2 separate regions of the Homo sapiens genome follow, and region 2 is linked to region 1. The links are chromatin loops, found by intact Hi-C in ENCODE. Cell type or tissue: ascending aorta. All regions are shown on one strand. Links, peaks and the distances in the headings refer to the core of each region. The heading gives the core; the rest is flanking DNA. Region 1 has its middle 17 kb from the start of LINC01936. Region 2 has its middle 12 kb from the start of LBH.

Region 1 (14,814 bases), core at 5,566-8,065:
AAGGACAGGGCAGGTGGTGGGTGCCCTGGGGGTGTTGCCTGCCCACAGGAGTCCTGGGAAAGGGCCTCTGTGTGTTAGGAAAGACCAGTGTATTTCCTACTCTTATGCAATACTCAACACAACACTTCTGATGCCAGATGATGGGGGCTGTTTTCCCACACACAAAGCAAGCGATTCCCCAGCAGACCTGGAGACAGCGTCAGATTCCACAGGTTGAAGGCTCAGCCCCACAAGACTGCCCCCAACTTCAGATGCCAAGCGCAAGTCCTGGTTGTGACCTGTACTTTTGACCAACCGGCTATAAATTGGGGTTCCCATGGCCCTCTCCTTGGGTTCAATTAATTTGCTAGAGGAGCTCACAGAATTTCAGGGAAACACTTTATTTATGTTTACCAGTTTATTATAAAGGATTGTTACAAAAGATGCAGATGACTGCCTGGGGGAAGAGATGCACATGCATGTGGGAAGGGGCACGGAGCTTCCACACCCTCCCCAGCGTGTCACCCTCCAGGGACCCGTCCAGCTATCTAAAAGCTCTCCAAGCTGAGCCATTTTTGGTGTTTATGGAGACTTCATTACGTAGACATGATTGATTAAATCATTGGCCATTGGTGATCTGCTCAACCTTCAGCCCTTGTCCCCTTGTTGAGGTTAGGGGATGGGGCTGAAAGTCCCAACCCTCTAACCACATGGGTGGTTTCCCTGGCAACCCGTCCCCATCCCGAGCCTATCCAGGAACCCACCTCGTTCTAACGAGCCATCTCGTTAGAACAGAAGATGCTATCACCCAGGAAATTCCAAGGGATTTAGGAGCTCTGTGTCAGACATTTCTATCATCCAGGAAATTATAGAGGTCTTAGGAGCTCTGCGTCAGGAACTGGAGTCAAATACCAAATAACAGAACAAAAAAGTTTCCTAGCACCCCTATCTACCAGGGTTTTAAGAATCAGAAATCAGGGGCTGAAACCAAATCCATGTTACTTTTTTCTTTTCTTTTCTTCTTTCCTTTTCTTTTCTTTTCTTTTTTGAGACAAAGTCTCATTCATGTTGCCCAGGCTGGAGTGCAATGGCGCGATCTCGGCTCACTGCAACCTTTGCCTCCCAAGTTCAAGCGATTCTCCTGCCTCAGCCTCCTGAGTAGGTGGGATTACAGGTGTGTGCCACCATGCCCAGCTAATTTTTGTATTTTCAGTAGAGACAGGGTTTCCTCATGTCGGCCAGGCTGGTCTCGAACTCCTGACCTCAGGCGATCTACCCGCCTTGGCCTCCCAAAGTGCTGGGATTACAGGCGTGAGCCACCGTGCCCGGCCTCATGTTTCTTATTATACCACAACATCACAGGACTCACGTTTGTCATCTCGGATGCCACACCAAGCATAGGTGAGAAGTGATGGGAGACAGGAGGGCAGGGGGAGCACAGGATGAGGTCGCTGCCACTGAGCTGGAGAGGGAGCCCAGGGCTGGGCGACTCCATCCTATCCTGAAATGCAGGTAGCCACCAGGTGGACAAGGTGCTTTGTTTTAAAGAGCCCTTGCAAGGTGCTCTCCATCTCCAGAGAGCTGAAAGGCAAATTAAAACTCATGCTTCCCTCCTGCATATGTCTTCACTACATAAATAAATGATTGGCTAAAACCTAGTCTAAATATCCAAAACTATTACCCGTGTTTCTTTTCAGTACGGTGGAATTACAGGGGCTTTCACTTTCTGCGTTATCTATCACTTTGATATTTAGCTTTTTCATAGGAACCATTGTACTGCTTTTGTCATAAAAAGCAATGCTTTTTTTTTTTTTTTTTTTGAGATGGAGTCTCACTCTGTTGCCCAGGCTGGAGTGCAGTGGCACAATCTTGGCTCACTGCAACCTCTACCTCCCGGGTTCACACCATTCTCCTGCCTCAGCCTCCCGAGTAGCTGGGACTACAGGCACCTGCCACCACGCCCGGCTAATTTTTTGTATTTTTAGTAGAGACGGGGTTTCACCATGTTAGCCAGGATGGTCTCGATCTCCTGACCTCATGATCCGCCTGCCTCAGCCTCCCAAAGTGCTGGGATTACAGGCATGAGCCACCGCGCCTGGCCCTAAAAGTAATGCATTTTTAAATGCTGGTATAAATATTTGCAGAATGCCAGTTGCCTATGCTTTTCAATGGACTTTCAAGGAAAATCTGTCATTTGGAGAAAGATTTTCAAATCATTGCAACCTCGGCACGATTCAGTGCCCTCTTCCTTATCTTTTCTGTTTTCAGAGCAGCTTCCTTAGCACTGGGGCTACCCTTCACTTTCCCAACTGGAAGGGTTTTTGACCTGATCAGCTCCTCTGTCCCTGCTATTGCCTGGGCACCTAAAGCACCTCCTGCCTTTCTCTCCACCTCCCCACCCCCCACGCCCAGGTGCTCTGGCAGGCATGTCACATCAGAGGCTCACATGTTTCTCCACCTTTCCCCAGTACAGAGAAGACATCTGCCTCCAGTTCGTAGGATGAATTACTCCCTTAATTAATTACTCCCTTAATCGATGATAACTTCCAGTGCAGGAGAGGGTGGAGGCTCTAAAACATGATTGTGCTAGAGAAACCTCATTGTTTTGTACCAGAAAGTGGTCACAACCCTGGCTGCCTCATATGTGATGTTGTGGAGACAGTAACAAGGAACACTTCAAAAAGAGAAACTTTCTGAAAATAAACCAAAAGTGGCCTATGTGCACAGGTACAAGTCCATGAGGCAGCCTCTCAGCTCTTTCATATTGTTTGTCCCAACACCGCTACTTTGCCCAGCCTGACGCACATAGGCATGGAGATGCTGAGCGTCAACACGGTGGAGTCATATCACGTGATCACAGATCCCAGCTTAGGTGCAGTCATTCGAGCCACTGAGCCTGCTGTTCTGTTTAGTGAACATATGCCCCAGGAGCCAGAAGCCAGCCATCTGCCTGAGTCAGCCCTGGCCCCAATATGTGTGAATATGAGTCTAGTGCTTAGTGATACACACTTCCACACAACATGGTCCCTAAATGTAAGACAATCACTCCATTGCATGTGCACCCAAAATCACAGCATCTGTTCCCAAGCTGATGGAAACGCCAATTTGTCAGAGTCTTCAACATGGTACCTTCTGAAGGAAGAGTCAAGGGTGAGTCTGATCATACGTGATCTTTCCTTGTTTGCTGAATTTAGAGAGTAACTCTGCTTAAAATGTTACTCCCTATATGTGTAGGTTGCAGACACCCCTGGATTCTTTGGGGGCAGTTCCCCAGGTCCTGCTACATTTGCTGTTGACATTCCCTTATTTTCTTTCCATCCAGCTCCAGACCCTTGTCCCCAGGTTTTGACCCCACCCAGACCTTTGCCTGGGACGGAAAGCTGCTTCATTTCAGGAGACACCTGAAGTACCTGGGTTGGTTCAGAGACTACCAGAAGTTTTTGGACTTCTTCTAGTCCTTTAATGGCCAAAAGGACTCAAGGGCCTGGCATGTAATGGAAAAGGCATCACCTCTCTCATGGAACGCAGCTGGAAGGACCAACCCCTTCATAGTTACAGGAATCTGAGCTATGAAGACACTAGCCAGGCAACAAGGCCCTGGGCTCAGACACAGATGAAGTTTCTCTGGAAGAGAAATCTGGCCTGTTACAGACCTGGGAAGTGCCAAGGCTTAGCTCCTGAGAAGGATTGCTGGTGCTGACAGCTGGGAGTCAGGACTCCAGGGCCACTTGTATGGAAGCTGGTGCCCGTGGTGCAGGAGGATGGGGGCTCTGGATTCTGCACCACCCCCCATAGACTGGCCCCTCAGAGGGCTCCTGTGGTGTCAGAGCCCTCTCACAAGCGCCTGCCGTGGTTATCAGCTGAAGCTGAGTGCTTGTGGAGTGTGGACAGAGGGCAGAGGGAGAGAAGCAGCCATGGGCTTCCTGCCAGGAAGCTCAGCAGCTCCGAGGAGACTGGAGAGTCATGGGACACAGTGCGTCCTCCCCAGAACAGCCTCCAGCCTGCCAGTTCAGAGCACACGCTTGGAGGCAGGAAGGCTGAGGTCCAACCCCATTCCTGCTATGGGCCAGCTGAGAGCTGTGGACAAGTCATTCGGCTTCTCTGAGCCGCAGTCTTCTCACCTGTAAAGCGGGGGTAATAATACCCTCCTCACAAGGTTGTTGCAAGGCTTTGTGGGGAAAAATACAAAGTGCACAGAGTTGTTCAGTAAGGCGTGGGCCTGCGGGGAAAGGCGGGGCCATGAGCTGGCCAGGGGAGGAAAGGACAGATGGGGACTCCAGATAATGAAAGCATCTTTGCATCCTCAATGATATAATCTGGGTTTGTTGTTGTTGTTGTTGTTTGAGACAGAGTCTCGCTCTGTCCCCCAGGCTGGAGTGCAGTGGTGCAATTTCAGCTCACTGCAACCTGTACTTCCCGGGTTCAAGTGATTCTCCTGCCTCAGCTTCCTGAGTAGCTGGGATTACAGGTGCCCGCCACCATGCCTGGCTAATTTTTCTGTTTTTAATAGAGACAGGGTTTCGCCATGTTGGCCAGGATGGCCTCGAGCTCCTGACCTCAGCTGATCCACCCTCCTCAGCCTCCCAAAGTGCTGCGATTACAGGCATGAGCCACCGCGCCCGGCCCATCTGGAGTTTTTTTGTTTGTTTGTTCCTCATAAAGGCTACGAGGAGAGGAAGGGGCCTAGAACACAGGATGGTGGAAGAGGGGCTCATGGGTGGAGGGGAGGAGAGCAGATGAGCAGGGACCCTCCCCCTTCCTCGGCAACCATGGGGTTTGCCACACATATATTTTTGATGTCCCATGTATCAGGTGGAGATGTCAACTTCTATGAACTGAAATAAACTGTTTCCCTATGTGTAAAATGAAGGGCACTTCAAGTCTGTCCAAGTACAACCAGGTGTCTCTAGATACCCCGAGCCTGAGAAATCACCCGTGTAGATGCACACAGGCATACACTCACACATATGCACAATCACATACACTCACATTTTGTTACCTGGGTTCAAATTAGACTAGCTGATAGTTGAGGATAGCCATGGGTTCCAAGCTTAGGCACATCTTTGCTGTGGCTGTTAGGCCTCACCCAGGTTGAGAGAAGGACTAAGACCCAGGTCTACTTGCTTGTCTGGTCTCTCTATATTATCCTAGTAGCAAGTTAGAGAATTGCGCCAGGGAGAATGCAGCAGAAAAGAGGAGGATATGGAATCATCCTAGGGCAAGCCAGGAGGCAGGGGTACAAGGGCCTTAGCTTTCCTGTACCCCCAGATACAGCCCAGAGTGAATAAAAAGCTGAACTCAGCCCAGGAAGGTCCTGGAAGACCTGCCAGTGCCTGAGTCACACAGTGATGCCTGGGCTGAAACCAGGGGGAGTCAGGGAGTAACATTTACAGGGTCTTCTCCCCATGGCTCTCTCAACCCAGGACCAAGCATGGTGGCTTCCTGAGAGTAGCAACACTGAATCATTGAGTTATTTATTCATTCACCCCACAACCACTTCTGATACAGACCTACACCCTGCTTTGGGGGAGCTCAAAGCTTATTTCCTGCTCCACACCCCCCACCCCCAATGCTTCCTGCGCCACTGACTTCCCAACAGGATAAAGGAAGCCTTCTCCTGGAATCTGAGTGTAATGTGGGCTGGATTCAGGTTAGCCAAATCCAGGGGAAGGCAGGGTTTGAAGCCTCTGGGTTTGGCATGTCCTGGCAAGCAGCGGAGTAAAGAAGATTCTCCTTTACCCTGTGCCCCGGTGCCTCATCTCCACTCTGTGCCTTCTCAAGCTGGTGGCAGGCTGAACCAAATGCCCCCACGTTGGTAAGTGTCACCCACACCCCCTAGCCACCATACCACAGGTCAGCTCCTGACAAACGTGCAGGTGTTAACCAACAGACACGCCACGAGGACACAGAGGGAGGCGACAGATTCTGGCCTGGGGATTCGAGGAAAGCTTCACAAAGGAGGAAGAGATGAACCAGGCCTGAGAGCTGGTTAGAATGTTGACAGAAGACTGAGGGAACATTGTCAGCAAAAGCTCAGAAGCAAGAACAAATGAAGGGGGAAGACAGGTCGCTATGTACCTCAAGTGACTCACCAACTCGGAACAAAACACTTCCCTTTACACGGTTGAAGGGACATGAGCTTTGGAATCCAAAAGATCTGGCCACTTACTAAACATGTGGCCTTAAGTAAATCACTTAACCCCTCTCTACTTCAATTTTCTTATCTGTGAAGTGAAAATATTTCTACCAATTGTACCCATCTCACAGGGCTGTCTGAACCGCAAATATATCATCACAAAAGCAACTAGCTAGTGGTTGCTTAGCATGTGGGAGACACTCGGGAAGTACTGGGTGTCTCCTTCTCTTCCTTCCTTCCTTCTTTGGGCCTCCATTTCCTCTTCCTTGAAATGACAGGAAGCTACTCTGCCCCCACCCCAATGCCATTTTGCTCTGGAGACCAGTGGATGACTGAGACATTCCAAATTCCTCAGATGCAAACAGCAGAAAGAAAAACAGACTGTGGACTAAGTTGGTATCAAATGTACACGTGATTTTCCCAAGACAAGGTGCCTTTAGGCTCTGTGCAAGAGTGAAGCTTCAGTGGAGAGCCAGGGATAGAGCTGAAGCTAACAGGGAGAGGAGAGAAGGGAGAGAAGAGAGGGCTAAGTTTTTTTTCATTTGCAGAGCTCACAGCTCAGCCAAATAACATCTTTAAATACTATTGACATGACAAAGCCAAAGTTCTTGGCTTAGGCTGCGATTTTTTCTGTTCTTTTTTTAAATCCAGATTTGAAGAATGTACCTTCTTTAGAACTATGTCTGCCAGTCCAGTCATTTCTGCCCATGACGGTCCAGCTCAGAGCTGAATCAGGTTTGCCAAGGTCAAGGAACAAGTTCCCTGGCTCCAGCAATGCACACTTAGGGAAAAGAAATTGGGTGCTACAGAAAGCCAGGCATGGACGATTCCTCCTCATGGAAAATGAGCCTCCTCAATGTCGCTTTCTGTCACTCTCTTAAACTCCTATTCCCCTTCACACTCTTGCGTATGTATACTTGCATGTGTGCACGTGTGTGTATGTGTTTACAGGTACAGCGCGTGCCTGGCTGCTGTGTGTCTGCTGTAGGTCTTGCTTTCTTAATAGGGTAGGATTTCCACATCCTTCTGCAGCTAGGACTGCAAGAATAAAGTGCAATGGAGAAAGTAGGTAATTATTCCTTTTCTTCGGGTTTTAAACTACTTCCACCTAAAATAAGGTAATTGAGGTTGGAGTGGGTGGTCCATCCTGCTCGAACTACCCATATGATTACTTCACTTTTCCCATTCACTTTGCGTGCATAAGACATGGCATCCATATCATCCAGGTCAAAGAACATATACATTAAGTAAGCCACATAAATAGAGATAGAGGTCACCAGCCCAGTCTCTCCACAGGTGGCACATTGAGTCATGTAACCAACAAGTATTTTTTTCAATCAGCAAATATTTATGGTGCCAGACACTGTGCTAGATGTTGGGGACACAATGATGACTAAAGCGAACATAGCCCTTGCCCAGATGGAGCATATATTTTAGTAAGGAAAAAAGAAAAAAATAAGTAAATGAACAAGTGCAATGGTTAGAAATTATAATGAAGATCAGAATGAGTCACAATTTTTCTATGCTTATTGTACGTAATTTTTGGTAATAGCCCACAAAAATAATTTACACCTGTGAGTGAAGTTTGATCATCTGCAATTGTCCCCTCTCCCAGCTACCTGGTTCCTTGTCTAATTGCTGCCACAAGCCCTTTCTCAGGTCAAGGGCTGTCCTCAAGACTTTATTAAATAAACAGGTGTAAGGTGGGTGCAGCGGCTCACACCTGTAATCCCAGCACTTTGGGAGGTCAAGGCGGGTGGGTCGCTCCAGGTCAGGACTTCAAGAGCAGCCTGGCCAACATGGTGAAATGTCATCTTTACTAAAAATACAAAAAAAAAAAAAAATTAGCCAGGCATGGTGGCACATGCCTGTAGTCCCAGCTACTCGGGAGGCTGAGGCAGGAGAATCGCTTGAACCCAGGAGGCGGAGGTTGCAGTGAGCTAGATCAGGTGTGCAGGGAAAACCATCGACTCCAGCAGGAGAAGCCCCGAGCCTATGACGTCTAATAGCTGAGTGACCCCGAGCAAGTCATTTTTCTCATCTGTGAAATTAGCATCCTACCTACCCTACCAAACCAGAGGGTCCCCGTGGGAACCAAGGAAAACCAAAGCAGAAATTCTCTGAAAAAACTAACACTCCAAATGAAGGAGGTGCTGTTGATAAAGTTTCTCCAGAAAGAAGTCTAGCAAGTCTGAGAGGGAAGAGGACATCCTCCCCAAATGAATGGGAGAGGAGAAGAGGAGGAGAAGTGGGAAGAGAGGAGCAGGAGGAAATGGGGAGGAAAGAGGAGGGGAAAAGAGGGGAGGGGCAGGAAAGGGAGGGAAGCGGGAGGAGAGGAGAGTAGTAGTAGGGGGAAGAGAAGAGGGGAGGAGAGGGCAGGGGAGAGGAAGAGAGGAGAAGGAAAAGCTGGAATGGTAAACTTTTCCTGACTTGGCAGCCAAGATGAGAGAATGAAACGGTGCAGGAAGAGGTATCCTGTTGGAGAAGCTACATAGTGCTCTATAATAAGCGCTGTTCACTGCCTCCAGAGGTTGTACAGGTGGAAAATACCAGTGAGTTCCAAAGAGGTTTAGCTAATTCCCACTGGACCAGGCCAGCCAGGTGGAGACAGCTGGCCCAGGGGATCCTACCTGGCCTTTCTGTGGCACTGGAGGTTGTCACACTTGGCAAAGATGGCTTTTTGAAGAGGTAAAAGAAGGAAAGAGTTGGCAACTAGGCAGGTATTTTGACCACCAAGGACTTTTCAAACTGGACAAATCTTTGAGTGACTTTTCTTTTCATTTAAATAATTACAGCAACAGCAACAGCCACTATAATTTAAGCGCTTGCTGCATGCCAAACATTGTGGTTAGGGTTTCACTGCCTTTGTTATATTTAACCCCCACAGCAGCCCTATGAGATAGCGTCATCCTCCGTACACATAAGGAAACCGAGGCACTGAGAAGTTAAGGAACTCCCTAATCTGTGGGGAGCTGGGGTTTTATACGTCCACCTCTAAAGCTCATCTTTCTACCACAATGTTAAAGACAGACCAGTAGAGGGAAGACAACAATCTCCCCTTTGTTCTCAATCCCAGATTGGGCTGGCCTGGGAAATGCCACAGGTGATTCTTTTTAAAGGAAGGAGCCAGAACCACACAACTTCTGAGAGTCAAAGAGATTGATCTAGCTTGTACGTGCGTCCCCGCCCAATGTCATGGTGAACTGTGATCCCCAGTATCGGAGGTGGGGCCTGGTGGAAGGTGGTTGGATCATGGGGCGGGGTTTCTCATGAACGGTTTCGCACCATCCCCTTGCTGCTGTCCTCGCACCAGAGTGAGTTCTCTAGAGATGGGGCTGTTTAAAAGTGTACAGTGCCTCCCTCTCTCTCTCTTGCTCCTGCTCTGGCCATGTGATGTGCCGACTCCCCCTTTGCCTGCCACCATGATTGTAAGCTTCTGGAAGCCAAGCCGATGCCAGCACCATGCTTCCTGTAAAGCTTGCAGAACCATGAACCGATTAAACCTCTTTTCTTTATAAATAACCCAGTCTCAGGTATTCTTTTATAACAATATGAAAACAGCCTAACACAGAGACTATTGACCAACCTCTTTCTTTGGATGAAAAACGCAAAGTCTCTATAAAGGCTCAAAGCCACATAACTGAGTAGTGATGGCATCAAAGCAAAGAAAAAAGGAAGAATAAATGGATTAATGTTTTTTCAAACTGTGGGTGCTACCCAGCAGTGGGTCATTGAATTCACTTAGTGGATCATAACAAGGAGTTTACAAAAAAAAAAAAAAAGAAAGAAATAGAATAGAAAAGAGAGTGCATTGCACATCGTTCTAGCCAGTCATGGTTGATGGCACTTCTCAGTGTGTGTGCTTCTATGTGTGGACAAAGTAGGAACGGAAAATGACCATGGGCCATACATAGTCAAAAACCTCTGAACACCACTAGACTGAGGAGTAAGCATAGCGGAGGAAGAGGCCGTGGGATGGACAGGAAGTTTGAGCAAAATCCAAGATTTGCTCCTGCACTGCTAGCAAAACAGCTCTGAAATAACCACAGGGCCTATTTTTAGTGCTGCTGAAATTACCTTTCCTTTGATCTCCGGTATTGACCAGAATGGCTCCTCAACAACACACGCAGCTCCTTGGGGCTGACAGAGGCCCAGGAAAGCCGTCACGCAGGAAGGAGGCCAGGGCGGGCTTTTCTATAAACCCCACGGCTGTTTCCCTTTACTGACTTCCTTAGCCTGTCGGGGGATTAGAGCAGGATCCTCTGAAACAGGGAACAGCATCCTTCACAACAGGATGTAGCAGGGACCACACACTGCTCTGAGTCAGGCCGCCAGTGCTGAGCAAGGGCTGGTGGCCTCTGAGCCCCACTTAGTCACTGGCAGACAACCTAACCCTGCCAGGAGCAGGAGGAGACATAGCTGAGGGCCCAAAGGGGTCATGGAGGAAGACCCTGGGAACAGGCCCTCTACAGCCTCAGGGTCCCAGTTCCTGCACCTGGGGCCCACCCAGCACACGAATCTTGAGTGGGAAATAGAGGGTGTCTCAAGGATTCTGCTCATGTAAGAAGGCATGCTTGGGCTAGTGTGCATATGTGCATGTGTGTGTGTGTGTGTGTGACAGAGAGAGACAGAGAGAGAGTGTGGCGAGAGTAAGTAGGTGCAGAAGAAACTAGAACCATCAACGAACATATGAGAAAACACCAGGAACCTTGTGCCTGGACCACAGTAGGGGTTGGTAGGGTCCCTGCTGCAAGCAGAAGTGCAAACCTCCATCTTTAATATGTGTGGGAATCAGTATGCATGTAGGTATATGGGTTGGGGAGTAGAGTGAGGATAAAACTGTTTATAGTGACCCAAGAAAACTTTTAGCCCTGATGACAGATTGTAGCTAAGGAATCCACCAAATGAGAATAGAGAAACTGACATTTTGGCTAAGTTACGCAAAAGTAATGGTATACTCACTCACGTTCAGGGACTATTCATCGTTTAGGTCTAATTTCTATATAGCTCCATGATTGTGCTTGTCATTGAACCCTATGTGGGATTAACTTTACTGTAGATTTTGTTGCTGTTGTTGTTGTTTTGAGGTAGGGTGTCCCTCTGTCACCTCGGCTTCAGTGGCACAATCACGGCTCACTGCAGCCTCCACCTCCTGGGCTCAAGCGATCCTCCTGCCTCAGCCTTCCAAAGTGCTGAGATTACAGGCATGAGTCACTGAGCCTGGCCCATTGTAGGTTTTATTTGTTGCTTTAAGCTCTGCTCATACATCAGCCTTCAGTGAGTGTCGTTCCTAATATAGGGCTGTTGTGCTTATAACTTAAAACAGCCCTGAGGGAATGTGGCAGATCCTCAGAACCAGTTCCAATTACTGTCCAGAAAACAGCCTTCTTGAGAAAGAAGTGGCTGCTCAGAGATGTGGTCAGCAGAGGGGAAGGCAAGTGCCCAGGTGTCCTGGCTCTCAATCCCTAACCTGCAAGGGAATGGGCGGGGCTGTTTCTATTCCCCCTCTGCACCCCAGATTCTGGTGGGAAGGACTAAGAGAGATATTCCTGGGAGAAAGACTCACGGAAGCTCTGAAGCATGACCAAGGGCTACTCTGCAGCTGAAGACACACAAGGAGCCCTCTTGAAAGGCCACGGTGTCCAGTGAGTGAGACACACTTGGGTTCTAATCCTAGGTCTTCTCCTTAAAGACTGTGTAGCCCTAGCAAGTCACTTAACCTTCTGAACTTTATTTGTATCATCTCTTTTTAAAAAGATAATAATACTTGCCTACTAGATTGTGAGGATTAAATGAGAACAGTGAGCAAAACTCTTGGCTCAGGGCTGACAGAGTAAACTCAACACTGGTGCTTACCTGCTTGGAAAGTTGCTCATTAATTTGGTGTTGGCCTTTAGGGCAGGGAGTCTTGACCTCTTGTTCCCTTGGGTTCTGATGTTTGGGGTGGTCTCCTGGCAGCCAGTGGTCCCAACTCAGTGAGGTCTGAGACTTTCCTTCCTTTCAGCATGGCCTGCGGGGAGCTCTCAGGCCCCAGCAGACAGAGACTTTCTGCCATGGCTCCAAAGCAATTGTGGCTTGGAAAGAATCTTTGGCATGTGTCATGTCGTCCCCCACAAGCCATGATCCATAGCGTGTTGGAGAAGTGCTTTGTTCTGGGGCCAAGAGGTCATGCTGTAGGAGGGTCACCCATAAGTCTACATGCTAGGCAGCTCCCCAGTCATGTCCCTCGCTCCTCTGCTCCCTGTCCTTGGCGCCATCTGCTCTGGATCACAGGTCCAGCCCAGGAGACTGGACAGCTGCCCTCCTGCTGGAGGCCTGGGCTTGTGCCTGAGCTCAGAGAGGGCTGTCAATGATTGGTGGCTATGGGGCAAGACCAAGTCCTTGGTCCGTGGAGAGATTTGTGCACTTAGGGGACCAGGAGGGACCGGAGCTGGTATGGGAAAAGAGTTGTGGTGAGAACACCTGAGGAACCAGATTCTCTCAGCTCCATCACTCAATTGTGTTGGGACCCTGAGCAAGTCATGTTCCTTCTCAGGCCCTGGTTTCTTCATTGTTAAAATGAAGAGGTTGGATCAAACAATCATTAAAGTCCCTTTTAGCTTTATTATTTTTAGGCTACAAATTCCTGGCTTTCTTTTTTTTTTTTTTAATCCAAGACGGAGTCTTGCTCTGTCGCCCAGACTGGAGTGCAGTGGCGCGATCTCGGCTCACTGCAACCTCCACCTCCAGGGTTCAAGCAATTCTCTTGTCCCAGCCTCTCGAGTAGCTGGGATTACAGGCGCATGCCACCACGCCCTGCTAATTTTTGTATTTTTAGTAGCGACAGGGTTTCACCATGTTACCCAGGCTGGTCTCGAACTCCTGACCTCGTGATCCACCTACTTTGGCCTCCCAAAGTTCTGAGACTAGAGGCATGAGCCACTGCACCTGGCCAGTTGCTGGCTTTCTTACAAGGCTCATAGTTCTGTAAATAGGAGCACAGTTTAGCACGTTTCAGTGGATGGGATGGGGCACCGGCTGGAAGAGGGTCCTCTTGGCCACCACGGTGTGGCAGCAGAAATGGAGTGTGGCATGTGTAGGTAGTGAACCCCTGAACCCCTGATCAATGCAAGGTTTGATTTCCCTAGTCAGAAGGCTCCTCTAGGTACAAGGTCATTTTCTTTATTTTTCTGTAATTGGTCTCATTTTTCATTTCAAGCTCTTATTTTGGCTGATGCAGAAAAACTAGTATAGTTACTTCCAAGTAAAACAGTCCCTTAAGTCATTTTCTCAATCATTTTAGTATTCAATTCTATTAAATTTAAGATTTTCATTCTTACTCACTCCCCAGAGTTGATGCCAAGGGCGGGATCTGGAGCATCCATGGAAAAGGGAGGCTATGTCTCTGCTCAATCTGCCCCGAGTTCTTTTTTTGAGATGTAGCATGTTTCTGTCTGGTCCTTAAACACGTCCCTTTTCCAAGCCATTACAGGGGCTGCCCTTGTTCAATCCTGGCAGATGCTCCCTTTGGCAGCGTCCTCTCTGCTCCATGCCCCCATTCCTGCTGAAAGCCCCTTTGCAGGCTGGCAGCTTCCTGGAGGTTACTCTCTGTGCTCACTTCCACCCCCTGGAAGAGCCATGTAAACCTGGATGTTTGGGGTGAGAAGGAGGGCTAGGGGTAGGATGGGGGTCAGGGGTTCTCTGCCTAGACATGCCACATTCTACTTCTGCTCTGCAGCTTCCACACCATGGTGCCAGAGGACCCTCTGAGGCTCAGCACCACTCGAGGCTTTCCCAGGGAAGTGACACATGGTCCTCACCTCCCTGAACCCCGTCCTTGTAGGAGTGTCCTGTCATCTCCTCCACGCCAAGACCCAAAAGGAAACAGGTCTCAGGCCTCCCAAGATGCATCTAGCTCCCTAAACTCTCTTGCTCCTCTCCAGCTTAGAGGGTATTGATCTGGGGTGGGGCAGGGGACAGGGAGAACTATTAAATAAAGATTTTACATATCATATCTTTTCAAAATAATTTCAACTTTCGGCCAGGCACGGTGGCTCACACCTGTAATCCCAGCACTTTGGGAGGCCGAGGCGGGTGGATCACCTGAGTTCAGGAGTTCGAGACCAGCCTGACAACATGGTAAAACCCCATCTCTACTTAAAAAAAAATACAAAATTAGCCAGGCGTGGTGGCGCATGCCTGTAATCCCAGCTACTCGGGAGGCTGAGGCAGGAGAATCGCTTGAACCCGGGAGGCGGAGGTTGCAGTGAGCCAAGATCGCTCCATTGTACTGCAGCCCGGGCAACAAGAGCGAAACTCCATCTCAAACAAACAAACAAAACAAACAAACAAACAAACAAACAAATTCAACTTTTATTTTAGATTCAGACTCCATGTGTAGGTTTGTTACATGGGTTTATTGTATGATGCTGAGGTTAGGGGTACAAATGATCTGTCACCCAGGTAGTGAGCACAGTACCCACTAGGTACCCATCACTCCTGTCTCACACCTGCATTGAGGCCTTGGGCCTCAAAAGTCAAGTATTTGGTATCTTTGTTATGTGGTTCCTTTGAGACTACTACCCTTTTTTGCCTGACTGGGAAAAAAAAAAATCACACATCTGTTAACACTTCCAATATCAAAGACTCTGGAAAGTGCTAGTCAAGGGTCAGAGCTAGTCCTAGGTTCTGAAATGCCTTTGACAATAATATGGAATTGC
Region 2 (14,814 bases), core at 4,918-7,417, 150 kb before region 1:
CTGTGCAATTCCTGTATGTTTGTTATTAAAATACATTAGGCTATAAATAAATAAATACACTATTGGATACCATCAACATATTTTATTCTGAATTTTCAAATATGAAATAGCCTTATAGTTTTGTGTGTGTGTGTTTCTGCCATCCTCCTCTGACTTTGTAATAAAGATTAGAGCAGTCTTATAGCAAAGGAGGAACTCATTTCTATTTGCTGGGGTAATTTATGTATGTCAAGAGATTATCTATCTTTTTTTTTTTTTTTTTTTTTTTTTTTTTTCTGAGAAGAGTCTCACTCTGTCACCCAGGCTGGAGTGCAACGACATAATCTCAGCTCGTTGCAACCTCCGCCTGCGGGGTTCAAGTGATTCTCCTGCCTCAGCCTCCTGAGTAGCTGGGATTACAGGCATGGGCCACTACACCCGGCTAATTTTTGTATTTTTAGTAGAGACAGGGTTTCACTATGTTGGCCAGGCTGGTCTTGAACTCCTGATCTTGTGATCCACCCACCTTGGCCTTCCAAAGTGCTGGGATTACAGGTGTGAGCTACCACACCCAGCCCTATCTCATCCTTAAAAGTGGGTAGAGCTTATCTGTAAAACCATCTGAGCCTAGGGCTTTTCAGAAAGGTTTTTGATTATATTGTAATTCTTAATTGAATACTTGACAAAACAGTTTGTTATTTATTCTGTTCCAGTCTTGGAATTTTGTATTTTTTCAGAATTGTATCAATTTTAGTAGGCCTCCAAATTATAATTCTTCATAATAGTATTAGTCTCAAACTTTTCATAGCCTGTGGCTTTCAGCATTTAATGCATGGTTTTATCTTCTCTTTTTTTTCTCCACCAGGCTCATCAGACATTTATATATTTTGTTAACCTTTTCAAAAAACCAGCTTGGTCAACGTCTTGTTGTTGATAAACACTATTTCTCACATTTCTGAACTTATGTATATATTTTCCTTTTTTCCAGATTTCTCTATTGAAAAATTAGCTTCAAGAATGTTTCAAAAGTGATTTAGGAATAAGCCATCTGAAGCCTTATATACCTGATACTATTTTTATTTTACTTTTATTTAAATGATAGTTTGTTGAAGTTCTTTCCCATCAACACTTTAAAATATTACTTTGTTGTCTTTTTCTTCTTCTTCTTTTTTTTTTTTCAGTAGAGATGAGGTCACGCTATGTTCCCTAGGCTGGTCTCAAAGTCCTAGGCTCAAGCAGTCCTCCCACCTTGGCCTCCCAAAGTGCTGGAATTACAGGTATGAGCCATCATGCCCTGCCAACGTCATTGTCTTCTTGTATCCGGTTTTGTTATCGAGGTTTTTTTGTCATTCTAATTCTTTTTCTCTTTTCGTTGATCTAGTTTTTCTTTATACATGTTTTGAGAATGTTCTCTTTGTCATTAATGTTCTTAAATTTCACTACCATGTATCTAGGTGAGAGTTCCTTTTTGTATTTGTCTTGTTTAACACTTGGCTTATTTTTCAATCTAAGTTTTGTATTTTCTTTATTTCTAAAAAATTCTCAGTCATCTTACCTCCAAATATAGCCTCCCTTCACTATTTGCTTCCCCCTTCTGGTTCCAAATTCAGCCCTCCTAACCAGTACACTATCCACCTGCTCTGAGAAGGTCAGCTTCGTTGCCCTTATCTGTTTGGGTATGGCTTCCTTCTACCACACCGTGAAAGGCAGGGGTAGAGTGCTGTTTTGTCTTTGTACTCCTGGGGCATCAGTACCCACCGTGTGCTAAACGAATGAATGAACTAAGAGAATGGAGAGGTGGAGGTGGCCACAGGGCTGGAGTCAGAGGTGCTGTGGAGCCAGGGCGGGAGCCCAGCTTCATGACTGTGCTGCGTCACACTCAGGCGCATGACCTCTACTGGGGCTGCAGCCCCTTAAGCAGACCCCTCCCTGTGGGAGTCTTACTGCTCGTACGTTATATATATATTTCCTTTCAATAGGGGCATCCAAAGTCTTAACCCAAAGCGGGCACCGTTCCCTGGCAGCCTGGTGGCAGGGAGGCGGGAGAGATATGTTCCAAGCCCCTCAAATGGCCCACTTAGGCAGTCATGTAGAATCTCGAGAAATACTCCCTAGCTTCCCAGGAACTGACTTTTTCCTGGATAAGTCTCTCTCTCCTGGATGTAGGCTATCAGCTCTCCAGAAACACCCCCTCACTTTCAGTCTCTCTTAATGGTTACTCTCAGCAACCTTTGAACCATTATCGATTCATGCTATTTTCTACCATCTCTTCGATTTCATTTTTCAAGAGGTCTGATGTTCTTTCACTATTCCTGCCTTTCTGATCTTCTCTCATAAAAATCTGCCTTTTCTATAGAAGCTTTATTGGAAGAGGTTTTACACATGAGTTAGGAAATTGGATTAGATTATCTTGGCCACCATCCAACCCTGAATTCATTGATTCTGTGAAATTTACAACACAGTTGAGCTAAACTAGCACCATTGGGGATCACTAATGATTAAATCATCCACCATACCATGGTGCCCTTCTGCTTAATGAGAAGATACAACGCTAACCAGCAAGTTCTATTTGTGGCGTTGAGATTAGTGAGCTACTCTGACATTATCTAAGTTGAACATTCAAACTAACCATATTTCCAGTGTGCCTTAGGTATCTCAGTAATGACAATCATAGTTAACACATATGAGACACCTACAATGTGCCAGGCATTGTCCCAAGTACTTTACGAACTTTTTTTTTTTTTTTTTTTTGAGACACAGTCTCACACTGTCGCCTGGGCTGGAGTACAGTGGCACGATCTCGGCTCACTGCAACCTGTATCTCCCGGGTTCAAGCGATTCTCTTGCCTCAGCCTCCCAAGTAGCTGGGATTACAGGCACTCCCCACCATGCCTGACTAATTTTTTGAATTTTTAGTAGAGATGGGGTTTTACCATGTTGGCCAGGCTGGTCTCGAGCTCCAGGCCTTGTGATTCACCTGCCTCGGCCTCCCAAAGTGCTGGGATTACAGGTGTGAGCCACCGTGCCCGGCCAGTACTTTACATACTTTAGCTCATTTATTTTCCACAGTTACACAGTGAGAGAATTAACATTTTCATCCCTGCATTACAGAAGGGAAAACTGAGGCATGCTGAGGTTATATAATTTACCCAAGATCAGAGTTGGTAAACGATAGAGCTGGAATTCAAACCGAGCAGGCTGGGCTGTTAACCACTGCACATACTACATCCTGAAGCTCAGAGAGATTATTGTGCACCCCCCATGTGGAATTACGCCTTCCTATCTCCTCACAGGAGGCTGCCAGAACTCCCTTCCCCTCCTATCATTATGACATGCGTCTGGGCTTCACCTTTTGCACATCTGAAAAGAGTTAAAAGAATTAGGAGACTTTTGAAAGAGATGGATGGTATAGTAAGGAAAGATACTGAAGCCAAAACAGGAAATAGAAAGTCAGTCATGTTTGGGTCAAAGTAAGAAGAGTTAGAGAGGGAAGAAGAGGACGAAATTCAGGATCTTATGGAGGGCTTGGAAAGCATGAGAACACGCCAGATAAAAGGAAACAAATAAAAAGGAAGATGTAAAATAATAAAGATGTCAATTGTTCCCAAATCAATTATACAATTTCAGCTGAAGTCTAACACAGCTTTTTTTTTTTTTTTTTTTTGGTTGGGTTTGGATTGTGTTTGGTTTTGTTCTGCTTTGTTTTGAACTAGACAATCTGATCTCAAAATTCCCTTGGAAGCACAAAGGGCCAAGAATAACTGAGAAACAATTTTGAAAAAGTACAAGGTGGAAGAACTTGCCCTACCAGATATCAAGATTTATTATCAAAATATTTAGAAAAGAAGACAATATAGTCTGCGCACAAGGATAAGTAAGGGAGCAGAATAAAGGGCCCAGTCACTGGCCTGCCCATGTTTGGAAAGAAGATGGGGCAGAGATGATGTTACACGCCAGTGGGGAAAGGGTATTCTATCTGATAAATGAGTGCTAGGAGCAACCTTTATCCATATGGAAAATAGTAGATTTCTACATCAGATCATTCCTGGGTGATCTTAAAAAAAAAAAAAAGCACAACTTTAAAACTTAAAAACTTAAAAAAAAAAGCACAACTTTAAAACAGAAGATGAAGACATAGAAAAATTCTTTGTAATTCTTTGTGACTTTAAGATGAAGAGTTCATTTAAAAACACTGAAAATAGAAACTTGGGGTAAGTTTAATTTTAAAAGTGGTAATGTGGACTAGTACATTAAAACTCACTTTTGTACAACAAAGGCCATGAGAACAAAGTGAAAACCAAGCCATAGACTGGAAGATAATATTTGCAATGAATACAATATGCAAAGCGATATCTCTAATTAATAAGAAAAAGACAACATATGGGGGAAAATGGACAAAACTATCAATTCACAGAAAAACTCCAGGTCAATAAAAATATAAAAAGATGCTTACTTTCACTATTAAAGAAGTACAAATCCAAACAACAATGAGATACCATTCACACCCACCAGATAGCAAAAGTGTATGTCAATGCCAAGTGTTGGGAAAGATGTTAAATCATGGAGTCTCATTCACTGCTAGTGGAACTGTAAGTTGATCCAAGTACTCCAGAGAGCAATTTGGCAACAACTAATGAAGATGATCATGTCCAGAAATTCCACTCCTAGGCATATAGTCAAGAAGACATGTATTAAGATATTCACTGCAGTACTGGAAACAGCTTAAATGTCCATCCACAAGAGAATAATTAAATTGTATTAGAGTTATACAATGGAATACAACACAGTATGTGTCAGCATAGATAAAAATCTCACAATTGTAATGCTAAGGGAGAAATGAATATTGCAGAAGATAGTGATACTACAGATATGATTATACACTATATAAAATTTAAAAGCTGGCATAATAATCCTTTGCAATGTCTGTGATACATAAAAAATGTAGTAAAAATAGTAAAAGTATAAAAACACATGTGAAGATGATTAACACTGATCTCAAAACAGTGCTTAGCTCTGGGAAATGAGGGAAGAAAATGGGATGAGGGAGGTGTACAGAGAGGAACTCAATTGTATCGCTGATATTTACTTTCTTTGAAGTAAAAAGACATGAAGCAAATAAGGCAATGTGTTAATATTTGCTAAAGCTGATGTGGCCATCATTAGCGCTACCCACCAAATATTTCTGGCTCTCTGCCTGCCAGGCCCATAGTAGGATTCTATGTCCTCACCCATTTTGAATCAGGAGCAGCCTAGAGATTTGCCTTGGCCAATGAAATGTGACTGGAATTGACTTGTGTTTCTGGCCTCTTGAGCCAATGCACAAAAACTTTGGCCAACATGGCAGCCCAGAGACAAAGCTTCTGTCCTCCCCAGTCCCTGAGCAAGCATGACACCCCCAGGCAACCCTAGGAGGATGGGAGGATGGGAGGGAGATGAGTGCTGTCAGCCGCTGAGGTTTGGGGGTTGTTTGTTACTACAAGTCTACCCTGGAGAATAGAGCTGGAAAATGGGTCCACTCCTATTCACTGTATCAGTCTCTGATTTTATCTACATGTTGAAATATTATCAAAAACATTGTAATACTTTTAAATTGGACTGGCTTTCTATCTCTTCGTTCACGAAAATTCTCTGTACTGGCCTGCGCAAGGCCCCTCTCTTAATTTATTAACTTTTGTGTTTTCAGAAAGTGCCTCTGACTTGGGATGGAAGCAATGTGGAGCTGTAGGAGCCTCCTGGTAAAAAGGATGAATGGCAGAAATCATTGATTAAGCCCAGATTTCTGGGTGAGCCCAGATTTCCTCCAGTGCTGTCTGCTAGCATTTCCCATCAATCTGGGGACAGAAACCCAATGAGAAAATCTTAGCTTTTCTCCAGAGAAATGTAAGCAAGAATTTTGATGAATGCAACTGCCGTTGATTCTTTGTATGGCTTTTAGAAAGATCACTTCACCCTTTTTCCCACTTCTCTGCAGTTCACCTCTGGGAGAAATGTCAAGAAAACTTTCCCACACCTCATGGCTTCCAGGTTCCTTTTTAGGGCTGCCTGCAAGGCCCACAGGGAATAAAAGGCCCAGCAGGAGGTGGAGGAGGGGCAGCATGGTGAGAGAAGGAAGAGAAACTCCGTTCTTGGCCAGTTGTGCTCCGTACTGTGCAGACACACAGGCAGCGCCTGGAAGTCACCGAGAAATGCAATGCCTTTGAGAAGTTCCGTGGAAAGAATGACATCATGACCAGTCACTCCCCCACCCCACCTTTTTTCCAGTGGGAGTGAGAAATAAATAGACTGACACATTTTCCAGTCAGGGAGCCATTCTGGACAGCAAGTTTACCTTGGCACAGGAGCTCAGGTGGGGCTGTGAGAAACCTTATCTGTGCTTGCCTGGTAAACAAGGAGCCTGCAATCTCCCCGGAGTCTTGGCCACTGAGCAGGTGACTGCGGGAGGCAGGTGAGCAGAGCAGGTGAGCAAGGTGAGCCTCGGGCCCAGGAGCACGCTGTGTTAGGTAAATATTGCCTTAACTTGATTGATGGACTCACTAACTGTCTGTTTGTTGCCAAGAGAAATGCCATCACCGCCAAATTCAAAGGTAAAATTCCTGTCCCTTAAATCAAGGGTTCTCAAACTGTAGTGCGTTACTAGGTCACCTGGGGAATGCCATTAAAATGCAGGTTCTGATTCAGCAGGTTGGGATGGCTGAGAAAATTGCCTTTCTAACAAGCGGCTGGTGATGCCGAGGGTGCTGGTCTGTGGACCACTCTCTGAATTTGCAAAGTCTTAATGCTCAGATGACTGTATGCATTTTACACGGTCAAAATAGTTACTGATTAAGGAGCACTGATGCAGGCTGCAGGTGTCGTACCAGATGTTTGCTATCATCTCTTGTAACTCTTCACACCAACTCTGCAAGGTGGGTGTTATTATCCCCGCCCCCTCCTTGGCTGGCAAGGAAATTGAAGCTAAGAGAGGTTAATTCATGCATTATATGTGTAATTTCCAAAAGATTTCATTGCTACCTTCCCTCCTTTCACAGTGATCTGAAATAACCCAAAGACAAAAGATAATAAACGCCTGTGGTAGAGACGGGTGTTGTCTGCTTGTGGTGATCGGCCCTCTTGGCACCTGGAAATGAGTAATTTCGTCCGTACATTGTCAGGGCCAAGCTCAGGAATTCAGAAATCCTGGTTATCTAGGTTTGGCCTAGGAGGTCCTCTCTTCAAAAGAGAGAGTAGCTCCAAAAGGTGGACAAGACTGGTTTTTCAGATCCCTCTGGTGCTGATGTGTTCGCCCCTAGGACACGCAGTTGGAGAAAGTTCTTGATACCAGGAGGAGTTGCTTTGATGTGTCAGCTTGGAAAGAATGCCTCGTAAGGGCCATTCAGGACTCCAGGAGAGCAACAAAAACAAAAAAGCCCCAGCTCGTGGAAACATCAAAGTGAAGGCAAATATAACCAGACTGACCCACCTGGAGGTATTTAAATACCTTGAAGAATGGTGGTGTGTCCTTGCAAAACCCAGGCAGCTTTCAGGTAGAAACTTGAGTCATGTCTGGATCATAAGGAGTGAGGTGGCCCCACTGGCTGTCCCTGGCCACTCATTATAATCAGGAAAAAGTGAGGACAATGTGAGACTCTCCCTTGGAGAGTCTGAAAACTTGGAAGACCTGAATTTTGGTGACCACTCAACAAGTCAGTCTGCTCCAGGGACCCATTAACATTGCAACCTCATTCCTAGTGGTGCCAAGATGCAGCCATGATTTGTACTGCAGTGTGGGGAGGCCAGATTTGGGCCCTCCTGGAAGTCCACAGCAATTCCGTCCCTGGAAAGTTGTTGCACAGAGGAAAATACAGCGCCACGTCCCAAGACAAACTGAAGGCCTCCAAAGAAGACATAAGTAATTTTGTTCTTTATATTTTACATCTTTACAGAAAGTATCCGAGTTTACAAAAACCACATAAAATAGAACAAAGTTTAAAAAATAGAATATAGAGGGAAAGGAAAAATAATAGATAACAGAGGACAAAGCCCAGTGTGGCTGCTACCTTATTGCTGTAAGGTCCTGTACACTTTCAAATCAAACTCTGACTTCCCAACCCACAAAGCAAAAGTTAAAGAAATGCACGTACAGCACTGCACCCATGATAAGAAAAACCAGGCAGCTGCTGCAGAGAAGCACATCTATTCCTGATGCTGAGGCTCCCCATGGGGCCTCATGAGAAAGAATTGGAAGACACAGTGGAAGGCCACCAAGAGCATCCCCAACAACAGCCCTACCATACACCATAGGGAGTTTTCTGGGATGGAGTTTCCTGGGATGGTTCCTATGACATCCCAGTGCAGGCTACTGGCCATGCCAATGCCTGGTCCAGTGAGAACAATTATGGGAGACTCCAGAATGACCTCTGCTGAGCTGGCTTACACCTAGGACAAAAATCAGAGCAAAGAAACTGCTTTGGGAATCCGAGGGGCCCTGCCTCTCTGGGAATCTGAATTCGGGCTTCTCCCCAGGTCTTGTGCCAGCTTTGCTCTTTGCTTTGGGAGGGGAGTCCCTAGGGTTTCCAGCAAAGCTGCCGTCATTGAAGACAGAGGCACAGCACATAGCCCATGCACAGGCCAGGCCCATGGTCTTCCCACTGAGACCTCTAGCCACAGAATAGTCTCCAGTCGAGCAGAGGCTGAGGAGAAAGAGGGACTAAGTGCTGGTCCTGGGTTCACCAGTCACTGACAGTGGGAACCTCAGAAAGCCAACTCCTCTCTGTGGGCCTTAGTTCTGTCGCCTGCGAAGTGGAGCAGACGAGCTAGCATCGGATCTGTCCTTTTCCTGAGGATTCTCATGGCTGCAGAGCTCTTCAGTGCATGGCAAGCTGAAGAGAGGCAATGAAGCAGGGCTGGAAGCGTTGGGGTCTGTGGAAGACATGAAATGTACCACCCAGATCCGCCTTCTACGGAGGGCCTTCTGCCCAGCTGCGGGTATGGAACCAGCAGCCTGCCTCCAGCTGTTTGTTCCTTCAAAGTCTGCCACAGCTGCAGAAAGCTGCCTCCCCCAAGATCATGCCCTCCCAAGATAGCCCATGCTGTGGATTGGGTGCAGCAGGGGAATAAAGGCCCAGGCACTTTGTCCCTGTGCAGATCACTCTGAACAGGTAATATTAGCTCCAAAGCTCCTCACAGAATTGGCCAACATTTGTTGAGCCTGCATTTCAGTTAGACTTCTTTTTCTACCCAAGCCCGCTTCTTCCTTCTTCTTTGCACAGGTGTTGCTCCCAAAACCTGTCTTGGCATCTGCTTCTGAAGAACCTAATCTGCAGCAGAGGCCAAGCACCCAAGCACAAAGACTTGCCTGGCCTATGACCTTTGGAACAAACACCTGAGCCACCGTGGACCCAAGAGCTAGAGAAACAACCAGCGTGGATGGTCTGACAGCACCGCTGGCCACAGCTGCTACTCAGTGGCCGTTCATCACATGGAAAAGGGACATGACCCTCTTCTCCCCAAACAGCCCCCTCTTGACTCTGTTCTTCCAGCGGATGATGCCAGTTTTCCAGCCACCCAAGCTCAAGATCTCCAAGCCTCTCCCAAGTTCCTTTCCCTTCTGCTCCTATATCCGAACAGTTACTAAGTTTTGAAGCTCCATCTTTGCATACACCACCTCCCTCATGGGCTACTGCAGCAACCCCATGAGGACCCCTCCCTCCTTACTATAAGATGCTCACCCCTGGTGCAGGTCCTGTCACTGTGATTCCTGCTCGCGCTCCCCACCATATGGGTCACTGCTCTGTGGAAGGAAGGAATGACATATTGGAGTCACACCTGTTTCCCCGAAGTCATTGGGAAGTGTTCGTTGCTGCTTGTTAGAAATACCCAAACACAAACAAAAGGTGGTAAAACAATGTGAATTCGATGAGAAGTTTCTGCTTCTGTTTGGATTGAGGTCAGTGTTATTTCCCTAGCGTAGACCCAGAAAACAGAGCACTTGTTCAACTGAGGAGATGCCCCTGGCATGTAAGTGAATGTGCTTGTGTGGACATGTGGAGGTCTCAAGAACAAAAGAAGAGCTGGGCAACTTGCTGGCACTTGATACCCAGGTGTTTCTTAATGTTCCTGTTGAAGAAATAGCTGTAAAATGCTGAAGGAAATGCCCGCTTCCCTGTGTACAGAAGGCAGGCTGCGAAGGTGGGGCACCATACATTCTAGTCCAAAGAGGACTAGTATGACCTCCCCATTAGGCCACACGAATCCCACAGCTGTGTGCGTGTAGCCAAGATGTCAGCAAGGTGAGACCCCACACAAATACTCCAAAATGTGCTGGAAAGAGGGAGGGATGGAATATCAACCATTCTATTTGGCATCATTCTCTGCTAAGAGAACAGGCTTGGCCTCTCTTTTTCAGAAACCAAGAAAGGGCTTTGCTGCCTTTGCTATGTTTTCCTGTTAATCAGCAACAAAATGAAATCATCAATTTGGGTTTCCCTACCCCTTCTTTTTACTGTTCTTCAAGTAGGCCCAATAGAGGATAATTTACTACTGCAATTTTGTGTCAAGGAAGCTGAGTGCTTGTTACAGTTGCACAATACTTACTGCGCCATAAGCGGAGGGCAGGAAATATCAGGCCCATTTTACAGAGAAACAAACTGAGCCCCAATAAGTGAAAGGAATTGGTGGTTCTCTTATTAAGAATGCCTGCAGCATCATATCTGGTGTGTAATCCATTTACTTTCTTCTTTTTAAATAGAGAAATTACTAAGCATTGTGGAGGCTTAGGGTCCTGGAGATGAAGGCAGTAAAATGAGACTAATGCTGGTGAGGGTGTATGAAGGGGCCCTCTCTAGGGTGGAAGTGGAAGCCAAGTGGGTCAGCACTTTTATTGGTACAACCTGCAACCATCCCAGATAAAATAATCAGGTGGCTAGGAGTGGGGAAGGTCCCCCCTACCCCTGGGAAGACTCAAACACACAGAACATTCTAGCTTTTTGCAGTAATAATATCATGGACATTAAAGAAGAAGATCAGAAAACAGCTTCAGATGCATCACCTTCTGTCTTTCTGGTGCTCCTTTCTAAGAGGAGGCCTGGATGAGAATGCACAAGAAAGCCAGGCACTCACTCAGGAGAGTGCAAGCCAAGGTTCCTACCTGGCTGTGCCTCTGAATTCACCCACCCAGGGCCCTTGGTGAGGGTGGGAGGTGTGGTGGCCAGTTGCCCCGCCATCTTCAGTAGCTGGGGGCAGTAGGGCCACTGGCTCTGCCTGAGGCCAAAACGTGCCACACTGGCTGCTCACTGGGCTCTGAAACCCTGCATGTAAGCTACCCCGAGGCCTCACCAAGCGTGTGGAAATGTCTTTCTGCTGTCATTACTTGTCCTGGCTTTTGCTCAGACTCACACAGGACTTACACCCCTGGGCAGGGATGCTGAGTGCCCGGGTCCCCTTAGTCTAAAGCTCTGTCCCTTGGAAGGAAGGAAGGAAGGAAGGAAGGAAGGAAGGAAGGAAGGAAGGAAGGAAGGGAGGGAGGAAGGAAAGAAGGAAGGAAGGGAGGAAGGAAAGAAATGGTATGCCCAGATCTTTTTTCCCCTCTTCTGAGTTAAACAGCTCAAGTGCTATGATCATATTAGATCTAGGGACAAGAATTCCAATCAGATCCCTCCAGAAGGACTGTGATGGACAAGGAAAGTCACCTCATACTGTGCCCACTGGATGCACCCACCCCAGCCCTTCCAGGTGGTTCCCCCTCTCTCTCTCATCATGACATGGTTTCCCCCTGGGCTTCAACCATCAACCATCAATTTGCCTCCAGGACCAGAGACTTTCCTGTCACCCACTTACCCTGTCTGCAGTGCCACCATGAAACTGAGGCCTTTGAGGTGCTGCCTGCATGTCATTCTCACAATAGTGTGAATTCATTTGTCAGATCAAGTTCTCTTGCCTGGCAGCTGCCTTGGCTTAGAGAGCTGCAGGATGGAAGTTTCAGTGGAAAAGCAAAGAGTGGTTTTGGAGCTTGGGAGGCTGTTATGAAGGGAGTGTGGGGCTTCCTGAGTTCAGTGGGTGCCTGGGGCGCATTGAAGGGAAGTGTGAAACAAGAGGGGTTAGAAAGGGGAAGTCTCAAAAGACAAATTTCACATACATGAAATTTGACCTACTTAACACTTCTGCTGAGGCCCCACCTGGCTGGAAGAGAAACGCTGATATTAACTCGAATAACATAGAGGTGAAGGAACCTGGACTGATTTGGCTAATGGAAGTAACAGACTTTTCTTTCTGCTAGAAATTGTGTGCACAGTCCCTTCCGCAGAGCATGAGGCCTTTTACTCACAAATAGTTATTCCCTTCAGCATGTAGACTTGGAGTCATGGGAGTGCCTCTCCCAAGGTCTGGAATAGATAATGCTGCTGCCCACCCCTAGTTCCTGGGACACACCTGGCCCTTTCTGACCCCTACACCTTTGCTGATGTTGTTCTGCTGGCAGGATCGCCCTTCTCTAGCTTCTCCCCATCCTTTGAGGCCAGCTCAGTTGCCATCCCTTCCCTTTAGCTATTCCTGCTACCATTCTTTCCACAGATATTCCCTGAGTGCCTGCTAGATTCCAGGCACTCTTCTGGTGGTGGTGACACAGTAAGACACAAAACAGACCTACTCCTTGCCCTTGAGAGCTTCCCTTCTGCCAGTCAGCCCCCCTCTCCCAGTGCCTTTGCCTGGGACTGAACTAATCATATCCCCACCCATGCTCACATGAGTCTACTGCAGCAGTTATTGTATGATATTAGAGGGAGTGGCAACTAGGTTCCCAGACACCCCAGTGCCCAACACCTTGCCAACACCAGAGGTAGACTCTCACTTCTTTAAAAAAGAAACTCAGGGGTAGCAATTTGCATAGGAAGGGCAGAGGCTAGGAGACTTACCTGCAAAATGCACTTGCTAGCATGTGTGACCGTTCTACTTAGTTTTGTGTTTGTTTGTTTTTGTTTTTGTTTTTTTTTTTGAGACAGTTTTGCTCCGTTGCCCAGGCTGGAGTGCAATGGTGCGATCTCAGCTCACTGCAACCTCTGCCTCCCGGGTTGAAGCGATTCTCCCTGCCTCAGCCTCCCAGAGTAGCTGGGATTACAGGCACCCAACACCACGCCTGGCTAAGTTTTGTATTTTTAGTAGAGATGGGGTTTCACCATGTTGGCCAGGCTGATCTCGAACTCCTGACCTCAGGTGATCCGCCCACCTCTGCCTCCCAAAGTGCTGGGATTACAGGCGTGAGCCACCGTGCGCGGCCTTAGTTTTGTGATTCTTTGAGGGGATCATTAATGCAGTTTAGGGAATTTGTCTTACAGGTGCAGTGACCTTGCAGGCATAATACCATCACACAGACTGTGGTTATCTGGGATGGTTACAGGGAGTTATGGAGACAGGAGAAAACTAAACGTCTCCTAAACCGATTCTTTGGAAATGCCAGCACCTGTCTGGCACACAGTGGGTGCTAATGCCTGTTAGAATTGTTGTTGAGAGGGCAGGAGGGTGTAACATGGACCCAGCTATCTGATCCTGAGGCTGGGCGCCATGTGGGTGTGAAGTACACCAGGGGCTCCAACCAGCAAGTGCTAGCTCAGGTTACAGTTAGGGAGCTGGCAGAGTGTTCAGGAGGAGCTGCTGTCTGGTGCATAACACGCAGCTCGCTCCTCCAAGGAAGAGCAACAACACAGCTGCCCCTGGAGGAAGCTAGCAGACATCCTGTGTACTTGAAAAGAAAACTGAAAGTGCTTTTCTTCACAAGAAACTGTTGTGTTTCCCTCTTTTTCATAAATCCTCCTCCCTCCCCTGCCGCCCCAGGTATGATGGAGTTTCCCTGGTCCAGAGTTGTGGGTAAAATAGTGGGAGACGTGGACAGAGTGGTATGAAGGGAGTTTATGCTGGGCTGTGGTCCGTGCTGTTTGTCTAATTCAGGGAAGGTATCAGGCTACCCCAAGGAGGACTCTGCTATACGATCTGCATCCTGGTGATAGTAACCTCTCTTTTCTGGCTGTTGAAGTGCATTCCTGTGCGGATGTGGAAAGAGAGAAAGCAAGATACAGCCAGGGCTAGGACAGGAATGTGAGTATTTCCTTAATTGGACATGAGAGCCTTGAACTGATTCCAGTTGGAGTGTTTTCTTTTAGGGCCTGGACCCTAAAGATTTCATACAGTTTTCTTTGTCAGAAAAATCCCTTTGGTTCAAAGGCCCCTCGATAGAAATAAAGAAAAAGCCAGGGCTGAATTTCTTTGATATGTGGGAAGGCAAGAGTTTATGAGCTGCCAGATCTCAGGCTTCTTTTGGGGGCAATGAGAGGATTCTGGACTGAAAGATGAAGGCGCCTCCTGCGCTGCCACATGGGAAGAGGGACCACTGGCTTTAGGGTGGGCTGCAGAGCCCCAGTGGTATGGTAAGGACGTAAAGCACTTTTCTCTTGACCCTTCATAGAAGCAACTTATCTCAGCCTTACTAGACCCTGAGGCCTAAAAGAGAGACTTCTATTGCCTGCTTTTATTGCTTTCTATGTCTGAGACCCAGAGAGGTCAACCCACTTGCCTGAGAACTTACAGCAAAGTAAGTCAAAGGCTGGAGGATTTTGTCTGGTGGGTTCGGGTTGCTTTGTGTTGTTGACTGCTAATTCACTGATGACCAAGATAGGAGGTTCACATTCTCGGGCCTCATTCATTCTCTGCGTGGCCAGTACCCAGCTGGACACTTCCTGGGAGGCACCAAAGACAGAGGAACTCATGGCGGCGAGAGAAGATGCTTGGACTCTGTGACTGCAAGAGTGGCCACCAGGCAGAGCGTCGCTACTTGCCTCTAATGTCTGCTCCCTAAAAGCTAGACATGTC

What was found. Hi-C counts contacts between places; a loop is a spot of excess contacts. Peaks named below come from ENCODE experiments on the same cell type or tissue, not always from the same donor. Only the 100,000 strongest peaks of a DNase experiment are listed, where the experiment ranks them.
Region 2: a loop joins it to region 1, with 2.6 times the contacts of the local background. A loop is called at or near these places in 3 of 110 quality-filtered maps.

Annotation. Positions count from the first base shown.
Region 1 is chr2:30,356,167-30,370,980 of GRCh38, forward strand. No RefSeq gene overlaps it. Among named protein-coding and RNA genes, the nearest start is that of LINC01936, 17 kb to the left of the region's middle. In ascending aorta, for the core only: no CTCF peak of the experiment used is centred there; a DNase peak (open chromatin) is centred at 6,865; H3K27ac peaks cover 1,914 bases.
Region 2 is chr2:30,211,670-30,226,483 of GRCh38, forward strand. No RefSeq gene overlaps it. Among named protein-coding and RNA genes, the nearest start is that of LBH, 12 kb to the right of the region's middle. RefSeq lists enhancers at 6,272-7,471, 12,686-12,755, 13,773-13,832 and silencers at 12,106-12,165, 14,474-14,768. In ascending aorta, for the core only: no CTCF peak of the experiment used is centred there; a DNase peak (open chromatin) is centred at 6,172; H3K4me3 peaks cover 487 bases; H3K27ac peaks cover 2,500 bases.